2 separate regions of the Homo sapiens genome follow, and region 2 is linked to region 1. A link is a contact called in ENCODE Hi-C data. All regions are on one chromosome and are shown on one strand. The core of a region is the stretch at or near the end of the contact, and the rest is flanking DNA. Distances in the headings are between cores, read along the strand shown.

Region 1 (6,835 bases), core at 1,634-4,133:
ATGATTAAGGCACAAAATTACAAATTTTAAAGTATCCTTGTAAAGAAACTTCAGTCTCCTCCTCACCCTTACCCTTCAGCCACACACCTCGCCTCCCCAAAGCAACTGTTGCTGCCACTTTATTATAGATACTTCCAGAAACATCCTGTGGAATGTTTCAGTTCAGTGTGGAATGTTCAATAGACATCCTTGAACACAAATAATTTTATGCAAGTGCAAGCATAAGTAGAGAATATATTTCTGAAAGTGAAATTATTGGGTCAGAAGGTTTTTAAATTTGTAAATCTTTAAAGATTTGCCAAATTGTTCTCCCAGGTTTACCAGTTCCCCCTAGAAATGTATGGAAATGATTCCTCACAACTCACCAACATAGTAGACTGTCAAACTCAGTCCAAAATTTGAATGGTTTCTTTTATTCAGACGTGAACAGTAAGTCAGAGTCACACTATTTTAACAGCTTCTTTTGCTTTTTGGGACCATAACAGACCAAACAGCCATCTATTCATCACTGTAACAAACAGGCATTGAGTTCTTATTAATTCATTCAAGAACACCTTCTATGTGCCAGGCATCCTGCCAGGTCTGGGAATACAGTAGTGATACAATGATCCCGGATTTTATTGACAATGGGGGAGACAGACAAATGATCACATACAAGAGCTCAGAAGGAAAAGCAGCGAGTCTGTGCGGTGTAAAACAGGAAGGCCTGCTCTGGGCTGGAGTGGCCTCAAAAGCTTCCTTGAGAAATGCTGTCTGAGCTGAAGGATGAGCAGGAATCATGGAGGGGTGTGTGTTTGTTTCTGTGTTTGTGTGTGCCTATGCTTGTGCATGTGTACACACATGCTGAACTTTCCAGACAATAGAGAAAGAGCAGGTCACCTTCAGGGATGTGGAAGAAGGGAGGGGCAGAGACTGCAAGAAAACTGGGATGTGAGGCACTGTGGAAGATCCCTCCACCTCAAGGGACCTCCGTAGAAAGACTGGACAATGCCCGATCATAAGTAAGTCTGGTAAAGAACTGGATAATAAGATCCATTAGACAGGCAAAGAGAGAAATTAGGAATGAATCTTCATGGTTTTAGTTCCCTTGTGCAATTGTGTGCTTGATTTGTTTATTTTCTTTATCTGTTTTGATAATATAAATCCTGTGCTACTTCTTAACCATTGGTTCCACTTTAATAAGTCAACAGTGGTTGCCCGGTCCCCTCTTCTTACCATTGTATCCTAAAGGAAGAACTGAGAGATTTGGTGCTCCAAATCCCAGGAGTTTCTGCATGACCTCATCAGTGTCAGGAGAGCCAAGCCCAGATGGATGGTCTAGCCTGTACAGGTGGGCCTCCCACCTCTCCAGGTGTGTGTTATAGTGCTTAGAATATCGAGGCATACTAGGTGCTAAGACATCCAAATGTTTCCGAGTGTATATGAAGAGAAGTTAAGACTAGGGGAGCTGTACTTTGAAACTGGGTTTATAGCTGAAACCTCAAGTTCAGTTGTCTTAACATCACATAAATAACAACAAACAAATGTGAATGAAACGAGCTTTTCAAAAAGTTAAAGGCCAGGCACGGTGGCTCACGCCTGTAATCTCAATACTTTGGGAGGCCGAGGCGGGTGGATCACCTGAGGTTAGGAGTTTGAGACCAGCCTGGTCAATATGGTGAAACTCTGTCTCTACTAAAAATACAAAAATTAGCTGGGTGTGGCAGCAGGCACCTGTAATCCCAGCTACTCGGCAGGCTGAGGCAGGAGAATCGCTTGAACCTGGGAGGTGGAGGTTGCAGTGAGCCGAGATCACGCCACTGCACTCCAGCCTGGATGACAGAGCGAGACTCCATCTCAAAAAAAAAGTTAAAAACATGACTCTCAAAGATATAGAAATCATATCCATGTCAAAATTGTATGTGACTCATTAATTGATGAGGGAACCAGTAAAATGTTAAGACTGGTTCAAAAGAGAATTTGAAGAACAGATGTAAACACTGGAGACTACTAGAGGCGGGAGAGAGGGAGTGGGGCAAGGACTGAAAAACTGCCTATGGGGTACTATGCTCACTACCTGGGTGATGGGACCATTCACACCCCAAACCTCAGTGTCATGCAATATACCCATGTAACAAACCTGCATGTGTACCCCTGAATCTAAAATAAAAGTTGAAATTATTGAAAGAAACAGATTTATATGGTCAGTCAAAAGAATGCTGAAATAAACTTGCCAACAAATGTAAACTGATTAACATTCTAGACAGTAATAAACTGTAATGTTTGGGGGTTAGCTTTTCTATTAGATGAAAATAAATTTAATCTCTACCAGGTCAAATCCGTTTGCATTGTAATGAGCTGGAATCATTTCCATGATTCTCTGACAAGAATTACTTTATGTTGCTATTGGTTTTTTACCAGTTAACTTCTACCCCTACAGCACTGCCAATAGAAAGTCAAAAGTACACGCCCAGAAACATTGCACTAATAAAACATCCCATATCCCCCCTCCTTTAAAACACATTGTATACAGTGCATTAACTCTAAAAAGATCAGAGCACTTATTTATTGCCAAGGATTTTATGACCATATGATCATCCCAAGGATGTTTAGAAACTAGCATTCCGCCACCGTACTGAGATTGAAAAGAAGCGTTCACATATGACTATGAGCTAGAAATTAGCACCCAAACCAGGCTAACCTACAACCTATAATTAATTGTTCTCATGGCTCCAACAAGAAAGATCACTGCTCTTTGAACTACTGCTCTTTTATCTTTATTTCCACTACAAACCCAGACTTTAAGTTTCCAGCCACATAAAGCAAAGCCTTCTTCATACTGCCTTAAATTCTGTAGTAGTATAAATATAGCATTCAGTGACCTGCTTTCTTTATGACTAGCAACCTTTGTCAAACACTGGTGAGAGAGTGAGAAATAGAGTAAGTCTTGGGCTTGTGGCAGGAAGCGGTGTCTAAAGATGCCACTTCCTGGACAGGAGGATCAAAGCAAAAGTAAAGGGAAATAAAGATAAAAGAGCAGTAGTTCAAAGAGCAGTGAACGCTTCTTTCACTCTGGGCACCATCTGCCCAAAGGAAAGCCGAGTGAGGTACAACCAGAATCCGATATTAGGATGTCTCAACAGGAAACCCCAGACTGTGAGCAGAAGAACATAACAGCCAGAGTTCATAGGTGTATCAGACAGGGCTCAGAGAAGCAGACTCACTATGAATATTTTAGAACTAAACATTTAATATAGATATTAGACCTTGTGGGCAAAGATGGGGAAGGAAGCAAGCGCCTGAAAATGGGCGTTTAATATTTGGAGAAAAGTCATTAGGCAGCCCTGGTGCTGGTGACTGAGTCAGAGTTTGCAGGAAGTCTTGAATCGAAGCACATGGAGCATCTGCACTGAGAAGTTGACAAGGGGTTGATATCAGTCCAAAGGTCATTGGCTCTTTGAAGCTACTGCCTGTGTCAGGCCACAGCAGTGCCTCTGGTGGGGGGCTGGCATTACCATTGGGCAGCAGCGCTGCTGGTTGGAAGGACAGCTGGGTATGGAGTGGGAAGGGGTGAGGACACACTGGAACTCTCTAGCACTTCTGGCCCCACACTCAACAATGACCTTCAGGACATAGTGGCTGTGGTTTCTCTTCTGCCTCCTAAATATCATGCAGAGTCACTTTTGCCAACTCGAACCTAGAACCACATAGGTTGACAATGGAATAATCCAGCCCCCAGTGGGGCAAACCCAAAATCATTTGGTGGAAAAGGCATAAATGCCAGACAACATGGTGTTTTCAATAACCAAACGTTCCCCTGGAAAATGCTTATGGTAGATGGACTCCCTTTGAAGAGCACAGACCCCACCACTAAAGACACACTGCCAAGAGTCGTGAAGAGCCCAGCGGGGATGTATATGGAAGCTGTCTGTAACCTGCCCACTAATTGAAGGAATGGGTGTTATGTGTCCATCAACATGGGGTAGTAATTTGGACCACTTGAGCCAGCGCATTAATGGTCCGATGTGAATGATCACTGTGACCAATTCACCAGTTCTCTGCTTGATAAGGAAAGCATGGAAGACAATCAGGTCACCATTTTGTTGTTTTATTTTCAAGTTCCCACTTCTACATGAGTGCAAAGTTCTCCTTGTACCTTCTCTTCTTTTTTCCTCTAATTTATCCTTCCCCTTCTTTTATTCCTGCTTTTCCTCCTGCACATTGCTACATTTATCCATAGAGCACAAAATGGTGGATGGGTTGACGGATAAGACCAGAGTTGAAAAGAATGGGAATCAATTTTACGGTGCAGCATAACACAGCACGCAGAGAAACGGATGGAGGATCAGGGGGCTTGGGTGCTGCTCTAAGAATGACTGGGGGTGAGATACTGAGATATTTCACAGCCCTGAGGCTCCGTAGATCATATTTCCCCAGGAGTCCAAAAAAAGTGTGTGTGTTTTCTATGAGAGAATAACTCGAGGAATTTACAAGGCACCTGAATAAAAGTCCTGAGATGTCCTGCAGTAAAAAAACAAACTTTCCAACTTTGTTCAATCCAGTGTTTCTCAAACTAGTTTGACTCTGGAACCCTTATTTGTAACTTCTAGTAATATTCTACAGGTGAAACACACTTTGGGTAGTGTTCTAAATGATGTCTAGGGTAGTTCTTTCACCTCTACAATGCCCTGAATTTTTCCACTTTTCTTACAAAACTCAAACCCCAATATAAATTGAAAGTCCAGTTGAACCCTGAGCAGCCTGCAACAAGGAAACATCACTTTTTTTTTCTTTTTTTAGCTAAAGCTTTCTCAATGAGGGCTAGTCCGAGAGGAAGCACATGAGGTATACTTAGTAACATGAGTAATAGCCCATCTTGATATGTCTTCTATCAAGAGATCCCAAGTTACCTGGATCAGTGTTTTTCAGACACAGAGAATAATCTCACTCAGGAACATTGTCTTTGAGTTCCAACAGCAGCAATATGCAGAAAAACACTCCAGCTTGGATTGGACTACATAAGATTTTCTAAACCAGGATGGCCAACTAGGATCCTAATCTTCCAAGTGCTTGGACCTTGGATAGGTCAACCGGCTGAAGGTTGGACAGTTGTTGGTTTAGGTTGGAGACCAAAATTCAGTCATCCTGTAATATAGATCTTGTTCCTTTTGGGTTTACCACTAGGGGTCACTAAAGAGAGATGGGAGACAGTCTCAATCTTGTCTAAATAATTCCAAAATAGCCATGGGCTTTGGACAAAATACAAGGTTAGTGTCTCTCTAACTTTAATGGGCATATGAATAACCTGGTGGTTTTGTGGAGATTCTGATCCAGTAGGTCTTGGGCGAGGCCTCAGAGTCTACATTTCTATCAAGCTCCCACATGATGCTGCTGTTGGTGCAGGAGGTGAGGTGCTAGAGCTTTGGAAGGTCTCAAGATCAGTTCAGCTCCCTTGCAGGAATCCAGCCTGGGCCCCTATATCCTCAGATCCTCCACTTCTCCCCACCCCCCTTCTCTTTCCTCTTCCTGGTCTCATCCTCCTCCTCCTCCTCCTTTTTCTGCCAGCTCTACTCCGAGCTCTCAATCTTCTCAAAGGACACCTTTGCAACCATTTGTGTTTACAGCTTTTCCTCATGAGATCTAGCTTGGTAGCACTGATATTTATTGTTGAAATAAACACTAGAGAAACAGGGGCATTTCTTCTGAAGTGCTTCTCTCTTTTTGCATATATTGCATTTTGTGTAAGTAGATGAAGCTAGTTTTGAGTAATGGCAGTTCTGGCTGAGCTAGGCCAGAGTAGATGGGTGACATTTTGTCTTTGGTGGTGGAGGCTATTTGATTTTATTCTTCAACCCCAACTATAAAGTTATTTTAACCAATGAGAGATCTATTTCTATGCTTTCAGAGTTGAGGAAAAAAGACAATTGCCCACATAGAATCCAGAGACTTTCATTTTCCACACTTTGTTGTAAGTTACATGGAAGTGAAAGTAAGTGATAGAGTAATCCTTTTTGGTGTGAGAGATGTGAGAATGGACCTCTATCTCAATTATACGTATAAAGATTTTTATTGATTTTTTTTCTAATTATAGTTCAGAAAACTTGGAAGAGATAGAACATCATTTTTTAAAATTAGTCCCCAAATATCACTACCCAGAGAAAACTCACAGTTAACAATTTTTCGGTATGATGATGATCTTCCAGTCTTTTTTGTATTTATATGTGCATTTTCCTATAATTATGGAATACTGTTATATAACCTGATACATTCATTTAGCAATATAAACAATATCCCATTTCAGTATTTTTTACAAATAATTGTTAATGCTTTTGTGATAGTCTATCAGAAATACATTCCACAGTATACTTAGTCCCCTATTGTTGGATATTCAGGTTGTTACTAATTTTTCACATTACTAAAAAAAACTTTATGAACATTCTTACACACACATCTTTACCCATACCTTTCATTATTTGGGTTGGAAAATTTCCAAGATGTGGAACTGGTAAGCCGAAAGCTTTTGAAAGGCACTCATGAGGTTTGCCTGGGAAAACTGCACCACTGTGCGTCAGCAGCGGCAGCCTGCGACAGGACTCTATTAAGATAGGCACAGCACAGGTGCTTAAAACTGTGATTGGCGGTCAGATTGCCTGAGTTTGAGTCAACCCTGGAATATCGTTTAATCTCTCTGTCTCTGAAGAATTTCCCTATGATTGTGGAAAATGCTAGGTCCTACAACCATAAAGTTGTTTTATGCATCAAGTGACAGAATATATGTCAAGCCTGACACTGTAAACCTTGAGCAAACGTTAGCTGTTATTATTATTTTCCTGCATGCTCAGCCATCGTCCCAGGT
Region 2 (6,835 bases), core at 1,911-4,410, 410 kb after region 1:
GGCAGCAGTGGTTAGTGAAAAAAAAAGTGGGAACTTAGAAGAAGACATGGGTTCTAGACCCAGCTCTGCACCATTTGTGTGTTTCTTGGTCAGTGTCTGACTTTCTGGGCATTTGTTTCCTGTTCTGTGAGATATAGACATTGCAGTTGATAATGACTAAGGTTCCCTGCAGTTCTAGCCATCTGTGATTTTATAAAGCATAAATCTCTTATCCCAGTACTTCCTCACTACTCTCAAAAATCAGAAAGTTCCTATAAACATGATTTTTTTTTTTCGAGACGGAGTCTCGCGGAGTGCAGTGGCGCAATCTCGGCTCACTGCAAGCTCTGCCTCCCAGGTTTACGCCATTCTCCTGCCTCGGCCTCCTGAGTAGCTGGGACTACAGGCACCCGCCACCACACCCCGCTAATTTTTATGTATTTTTAATAGAGACGGGGTTTCACCGTGTTAGCCAGGATGGTCTTGATCTCCTGACCTCGTGATCCGCCCGCCTCGGCCTCCCAAAGTGCTGGGATTACAGGCGTGAGCCACCGCGTCCGGCCTATAAACATGAATTTTTAAGGTATCTCCATCCTTCATAGACCAGGTCTTCACTAAGTTCTTTCATTTATATTTTTTTTCCCAAATGTTTCAGAATTGAATAGGGAAATGGATGAAAACTTCTGTTTAATCGGTTCTAGAAGTTTACCAGGTACCCACTCTGAAATTCACAGCACTGACTTATTTGGTGGCTACAAAGAGATTGATGACTTGTTTTGTGCCTTGAGGATATTACACACTAATTGGAGGAATACAAAACCTGCATTTGTAAATCTAACCAAAAAAAAATGCCTATTCCGAAACACGGATCTGGACAAGAAGTAAAACTGGTGAGTAGAGGAGGGAGAGAAATCACCGAATTACTGTCTTGGGGAAGGTGGAATTTGAGCTGAATCTGGAGGACGGTACTATTTGGACAGGTGGAGAAGAAAAAGAGAACAGAGGTCATTCGAGGGAGAACAAACGGTGTGAGTCGGGAAAGAATAAGGTGCATTCAGAACACCACAGTAGCCTCATCAGACTGAGTTCCATGAAGCCAGAGAAGTAAATACAACAGGAATTGTGACTTTAGGTTGAAATGCACAGAGCTGCAAATACCAGGCTGAAAGTTTAACTTTTCTAATCATTGCTTGGCACTATTTCAGTTTTCCATTCATCCTTCTGTTATTATTTTACTTAAATGTGTGGTAAAACTGACTCATCTTTGGAGCCAAAAGAAAAAATATAGTGAGTGAGAGGAAGTATTTGACAACGTTTGCCTTTTTTGTGTGTGTGACCCTATTTACCTCTAGTAATGCTTTGTTTTTAATTGTGGTAAAATATCCATAACATAAATTTACCATTTCAACAATTTTTAAGTGCACAGTTTAGTGATATTAACCTCATTCACATCTTTTTGTGCAACCATGACCACCAGTCATCTCTAGGATTTTTTATCACCTCAAACTGAAACTGTGTCCCCATTTGACACAAGCTCCCGGTTCCCCCGTCCCCAGGCCCTGCTCATCACTGCTCGACTTTCGGCTGCTGCGAATTTGACTATTCTAGGGACCTCAGGTAGCAGAATCATGAAATATTGAAGCTTTCATGTCCAGCCTGTCTCCTTAGCATGTCTTCCAGGGTCATCTATGCTGCAGCGTGTGTCAGAATTTCATTCTGTTTTAAGGTTGAATGAAGTTTCATTGTGTGCACATGCTACATTTTGCTCATCTAGTCATCCACTGATGGACATTTAGGTTGTTTCCCTTTTTGGTTATTGTGAATAATGCTGCTATGGGTGTACAAATATCCATTGGAGTTCCTGCTTTCGATTTTCTGGAGTATATACCCAGACCCAAAATTGCAGAATCACCATCACAAAGATCCTTATGCTGCCTCTTTATAGCCACACTTGTCTCTCCCCATTTTCCTACCACCACCTTAACCCTTGGAAACCACAACTTGTTCTTCATCTCTGTGGTTTTGTCATTGTAAAATTATTGCCAGGTGCAGTGGCCTGCATCTGTAATCTCAGCTACTTGGAAGGCTGAAGTGGGAGGATCGCTTGAGCTCAGGAGTCTGAGACCAGACTGGGCAACACAGACAGACCCCATCTCTATAAAAATATATTTTTATTTAGTATAAAATAAAAATAGAGTCTCAGCTATTCAGGAAGCTGAGGCAAGAGGATCCCTTGAGCCCATAGTTTGAAGCTGCAGTGAGGCAAGTGAGGCACGATTGTGCCACCGCACTCCAGCCTGGGCAACAGACAAGATCCTGTCTCTATATAAAATCAAATCCTGCAGGCCAGGCATGGTGGCTCATGCCTGTAATCCCAGCACTTTAGGAGGCCGAGACAGGCAGATCATTTGAGGTCAGGAGTTTGAGACCAGCCTGGCCAACATGGCGAAACCCCTTTTCTACTAAAAATACAAAAATTAGCTGGGCGTGGTGGCTCATGCCTGTAATCCCAGCTACTCAGGAGGGTGAGGCACAAGAATTGCTTGAACCCAGGGGGCCGATGTTGCAGTGAGCCAAGATTGCACCACTGCACTCCAGCCTGAGCGACAGAGTGAAACTGTCTGAAAAAAATAAATAAATAAAATCATGCAGTATGAAATTTTTGAGGTTGTCTTTTGCACTCAGCGTGATTCCTGAGAGATCCATCCCAGTTGCTGTGTGCATTGATGCTGCTTTCTTCTTGCTGAGAAGTAGTCCATGGTGAGGATATTCCACAGTTTGTTTAACCATTCATTCACTAAACGACATTTGGGTTGCTTACCATTTGGGGTTGTTACAAATAAAGCTAATTTAAACATTCCTATACCTGAGTTTCTGTGGACATAAATTTTAATTTCTCTGGGATAAATGCCCAGGAGTGCAGTCATTGGGCCATATGGCATGTTTAGTTTTACAAGAAACTGCAAAACAATTTTCCAGAATGCTTATCCTATTTTACACTCCCACCAGCAACATGAGAGAGATCCACTTTCTCTACATCATCACCAGTAGCTGATACTGCCACCTTTTTCAAATGTTAGCTTCCCTAATAGGTGAGTAGTGACATCACATTCTGATTTTTTCAGAAGGGTTTATATTTGCTATACATCAGTTCACCTACTTTGCATTTCTTCCTCTTAGCCCTGCTTTTAATAAAGAAAACTCTTTCCACATTGTCTTCTCTTTCCTCACTTGATTATTCTTCGTGGGAATAAGAGAATTAAAGGAATGTGGAAAAGTGTTTCTCTTGCATTATATTGTCCTAAGAAGCCTCAGTTATCACTTGCTCTTACCAGTGCTTTGCAGTCACCAGGAATGGTAGAAAGCAGCGGCTGGCCAGAGGGCTGGCAGAGGCGGGGCTGTTCTTTGTGCTTGTTTATATTCATTTTCTAGTCACAGCTCAAGTTGTTTCACTTTCTGCTGCTCAGGGAGACGAGGGCAATGTAAATGTGCTTGCTGTTGTTTAAGCCTCCCGGACAGTAAAAACAAAAGCGGCCGCACTGCCTTTCCCTAAATAACATCAGAAACCCCTTTGAGAGCTCGTTGAACAAGATTTACACATTTTAAAGAGTTTTGAAGTTAGAAGGGGTCCTAGGCGAGGCCCTCGGTACACATTAATGATGTGCCTACTGTGTGCCTTGCTCCAGCACGGTCACCCAGTGCTGGGTTACAGATCTGCATAGGGATAAGTTGCAGTCCCTCCTTCCCACACTCTGCCAAGTGTTACAGAGAGGTGTGGGCTAAGTGCTCATGCAGAGATGTGACAAGCCACTGTTGGGGGTCTGGAGGATCCCACAGCTTACTCACTGCTCAGGAACTGAGGAACTCAGCCATCAACTCACCCAGAGCCTCTCCAGCCTGCCTGAGGCTGAGAATCATGTGGGGCACCAGAGGAAAATAGAAATTCCCAGATCCCACCCAAAGGACCTGGATCAGAATCTCTAGAGCAGGGACACAGGAAGCTGTGCTTTAGAGCAAGCTGTTCATAGGTGTTATGAACTGAATTGTGTGCCTGTCTCCCCCATTCATATGTTCAAATCTCCCCCTAGTGTGATGGTATTGGGAGGTGAGGCCTTTGGGTGGTAATTAGGTTTAGAAGGGGGCATGAGGGTGGGGCTCTCATGATGGGATTAGTGCCCTTATAAGTAAAGACACCAGACACAGGCAACACAGAGATGACCACGTGAGCACAGAGCCAGAAGGCGGCTGTCTGCAAGCCAAGGAGATGGGCCTCGGGAGAATTCAAACCTGCTGACACCTTGATCTCAGACTTCCAGCCTCCAGAACCCACATAGTGAGAAGACAGTCATGTGCAAGCCAGGGGGCAGGCCCTCACCAGGTACCAAATCAGCCAGCACCTTGATCTTGGACTTCCAGCCCCCAGAATTGTGGGAAGTAAATTCCTGTTGTTTAAGCCACCCTGTTATGGCAGCCTGAGCTAACATATTGACTAATACAATATGACTCTCAGGATTATCCCAGTTGAGAACTGTGCGTGCAATCCAGCCCTCTCATTACAGGTGAGGGAACTAATACAGCAAGGTTAAAAACCTCATCCTATGTCCCCACACTAGTTAAAGGCCTTCTCTAACTGCTAGACCAGTTCCCATTACACCCACTCAAAGTAGACAAGTAGTTTTCATCTGAATGCCAGCTCTGGCTGATGGTGGTGGCTGCCAAGAGGACTGTGTCAGGAAGGATTCTGAGGACAAGTCCAGGCTCAGCTGACCTTAGCACCATTGCTAGCCATCAGAACACAAGAAACATTATGTATTGGCAGGGAAGCTGGCACAGAGGATCCAGCTACCCAGGTTGAATAACGTGACAAGTGTCATGAGTGTCACTCATTGAGGACAGTACAATTTGAAACGTGGTTCATGGGCCGGGAGCACCAGCATTGCCTGGGAGCTTATAAAAAACTTAAATGTTCAGGTCCCACCCAGACTACTGAATCAGAATCTCTGGGATTCAGATTCACAAACCTGTTCTTATATACCCATGCACACTACAGTTTAAGAAATCCTTGGGCACGGCGTCTCACGCCTGTAATCCCAGCACTTTGGGAGGCCCAGGCAGGCAGATTGCTTGAGCCCAGGAGCTCAAGATCAGCCTGGGCAAGATGAGGAAACCTGTGTATATAAAAAGTACAAAAAATTAGCCCTGCATGGCGGCCCCTTCCTGTAGTCCCAGCTACTGGGAAGGCTGAGGTGGGAGGATCACTTGAGCCCAGGTGGTTGAGGCTGCAGTGAGCCATTATCACCCCGCTGCACGGCAGCCTGGTTGACAGAGCAAGACCCTGCCTCAGAAAAAAAAAAAAAAAAGCAACCCTGCCCTAGAAAATAAGGACAATAATATCAGTGTCTCCCCATGGTGACAAGTGTGTCCTCTGCCTGGCACCTCTGAAAGTTTGCTTCCCCTCTGGCTGCATGTGGAACAAATGGGACCCTTCAGAGACGTCCTGAGAATACCAGGATGTTTCTTCCAGCCCTCATCTCTCATAACCATTTTTAAAATGCCAGGGCTGTGTATTTTTAGTTGAGGACATCTGTATTTGCCAGCTCCAAGCCCACCCCTAACCACGTGGCCAGCATTGTGCAACTACTACACATCTTTATGACAAACCCTTCCATTTTCTGTTAAGTAATGTGTTTGGAAGGCTGAGTGAATCAGAGACAGTAAGCATTTGATTGCTTACATTATTCTGGTTCAAACATGGCTCGCGGCCCGGGACTAATTTATTTATGTTGGTATGGTACATTTCTGTTTCCCTTGGGAATTTGCCAGCACCCCATCCCCTCTTCCAGCTGCTCTCCCTTGGCCCGCCCACCCCTCTTGCCACTTTTGTTCCCGGTCTGCCTCTCCTGTGGGTGGAAAGTTTGTGAAGGATGCCCCATCAGCTGCCTCCAAGCCAGAGACTCCCCTCTCCTGCGTGGTTGGCTATTTCCCCGCCCACCCACAGCCTCAGGCCCAACAAGGCGGGTGGGACTTCTACCTCCTGGCAAGGTCAGCGTTTCCCACCAGGGGCTCACTTAACCCGGTGGATGCGGGTCTGGGGTCCTGCCAACGGGGCACTTGAGGAAAAGACAGACAGGGATCAAGACCACCTACCCTTTCTCTGGAGTCACCAGACCTACACACTAAATCTGCAGCGGGTTTTGCTCGCCATCACCCTGGGAGGTGGGAAGAGCAGCCCCCGACGACGTGAAAGAATCAGTATCCTATTACAGGTCCCCGAGCCAGGCCCCCATTTGCAAAGGCAGCCTGTTGTGCATATGGGATGGAAAATGCATCCTGGCAAAACACAAAAAGTAAATATTTAAAGGGAAAAAAAGCGCACACAAGGAAACAAAATGCCTTGCCTTTCTGCTTCCACGGTCCGCCGCCAAGTCACCCCCGCCCTCGCCGGCTGGTGTGGAGTGTGCCATATGGTTTGGGACAGGGATTAAACCCCTCCGTGGTTGTGAAAAACATCAGTCCATTTGGTCTGGCCTTTCTCTCCCTGCATTTGTTGTTCATTTGCGAGTTTCTCACACCCCTGGGCCGACTGCCGTCAGTGTTTACAGGTTTTAGATTGCTGGTGGGATGGAAATCACCAGCCACCCAGCGCCTGCAGCGGATGTCTCCAGGAGGAGGCTCACGGGCCCCTGAGGGGCGCTGCAGAACAGAGCCCGTGACATGCATGACACAGAGGAGCCCACTTTTTAACGCTTCAGTGATAAATATTTCCCCCAAAACTCGGGGCAAACATAAAGAAGGATTTAGTGTCGACCGTCTCCACCTTGGCCTCCTCCTGCAGTGCTGTCGAAGTGGCGTCCTG

Evidence for each region. Hi-C counts contacts between places; a loop is a spot of excess contacts on that map. Pooled maps may share reads with other maps.
Region 2: a loop to region 1 is called in a pooled map, with 5 times the contacts of the local background. The contact joins two enhancer-like sites. A Hi-C loop is called at or near these places in 8 of 37 single-sample maps with no recorded cell type and 5 of 50 pooled maps.

What each region holds. Positions count from the first base shown.
Region 1 is chr9:95,721,793-95,728,627 of GRCh38, forward strand. No RefSeq gene overlaps it. Among named protein-coding and RNA genes, the nearest start is that of ERCC6L2, 150 kb to the right of the region's middle. RefSeq lists an enhancer at 2,693-2,792. Within about 2 kb of position 2,884, at least 3 of the 41 ENCODE cell types and tissues checked have a DNase peak (open chromatin) inside an H3K27ac peak, as active enhancers do.
Region 2 is chr9:96,134,096-96,140,930 of GRCh38, forward strand. No RefSeq gene overlaps it. Among named protein-coding and RNA genes, the nearest start is that of HSD17B3-AS1, 110 kb to the right of the region's middle. RefSeq lists an enhancer at 3,272-3,566. Within about 2 kb of position 3,161, at least 14 of the 41 ENCODE cell types and tissues checked have a DNase peak (open chromatin) inside an H3K27ac peak, as active enhancers do.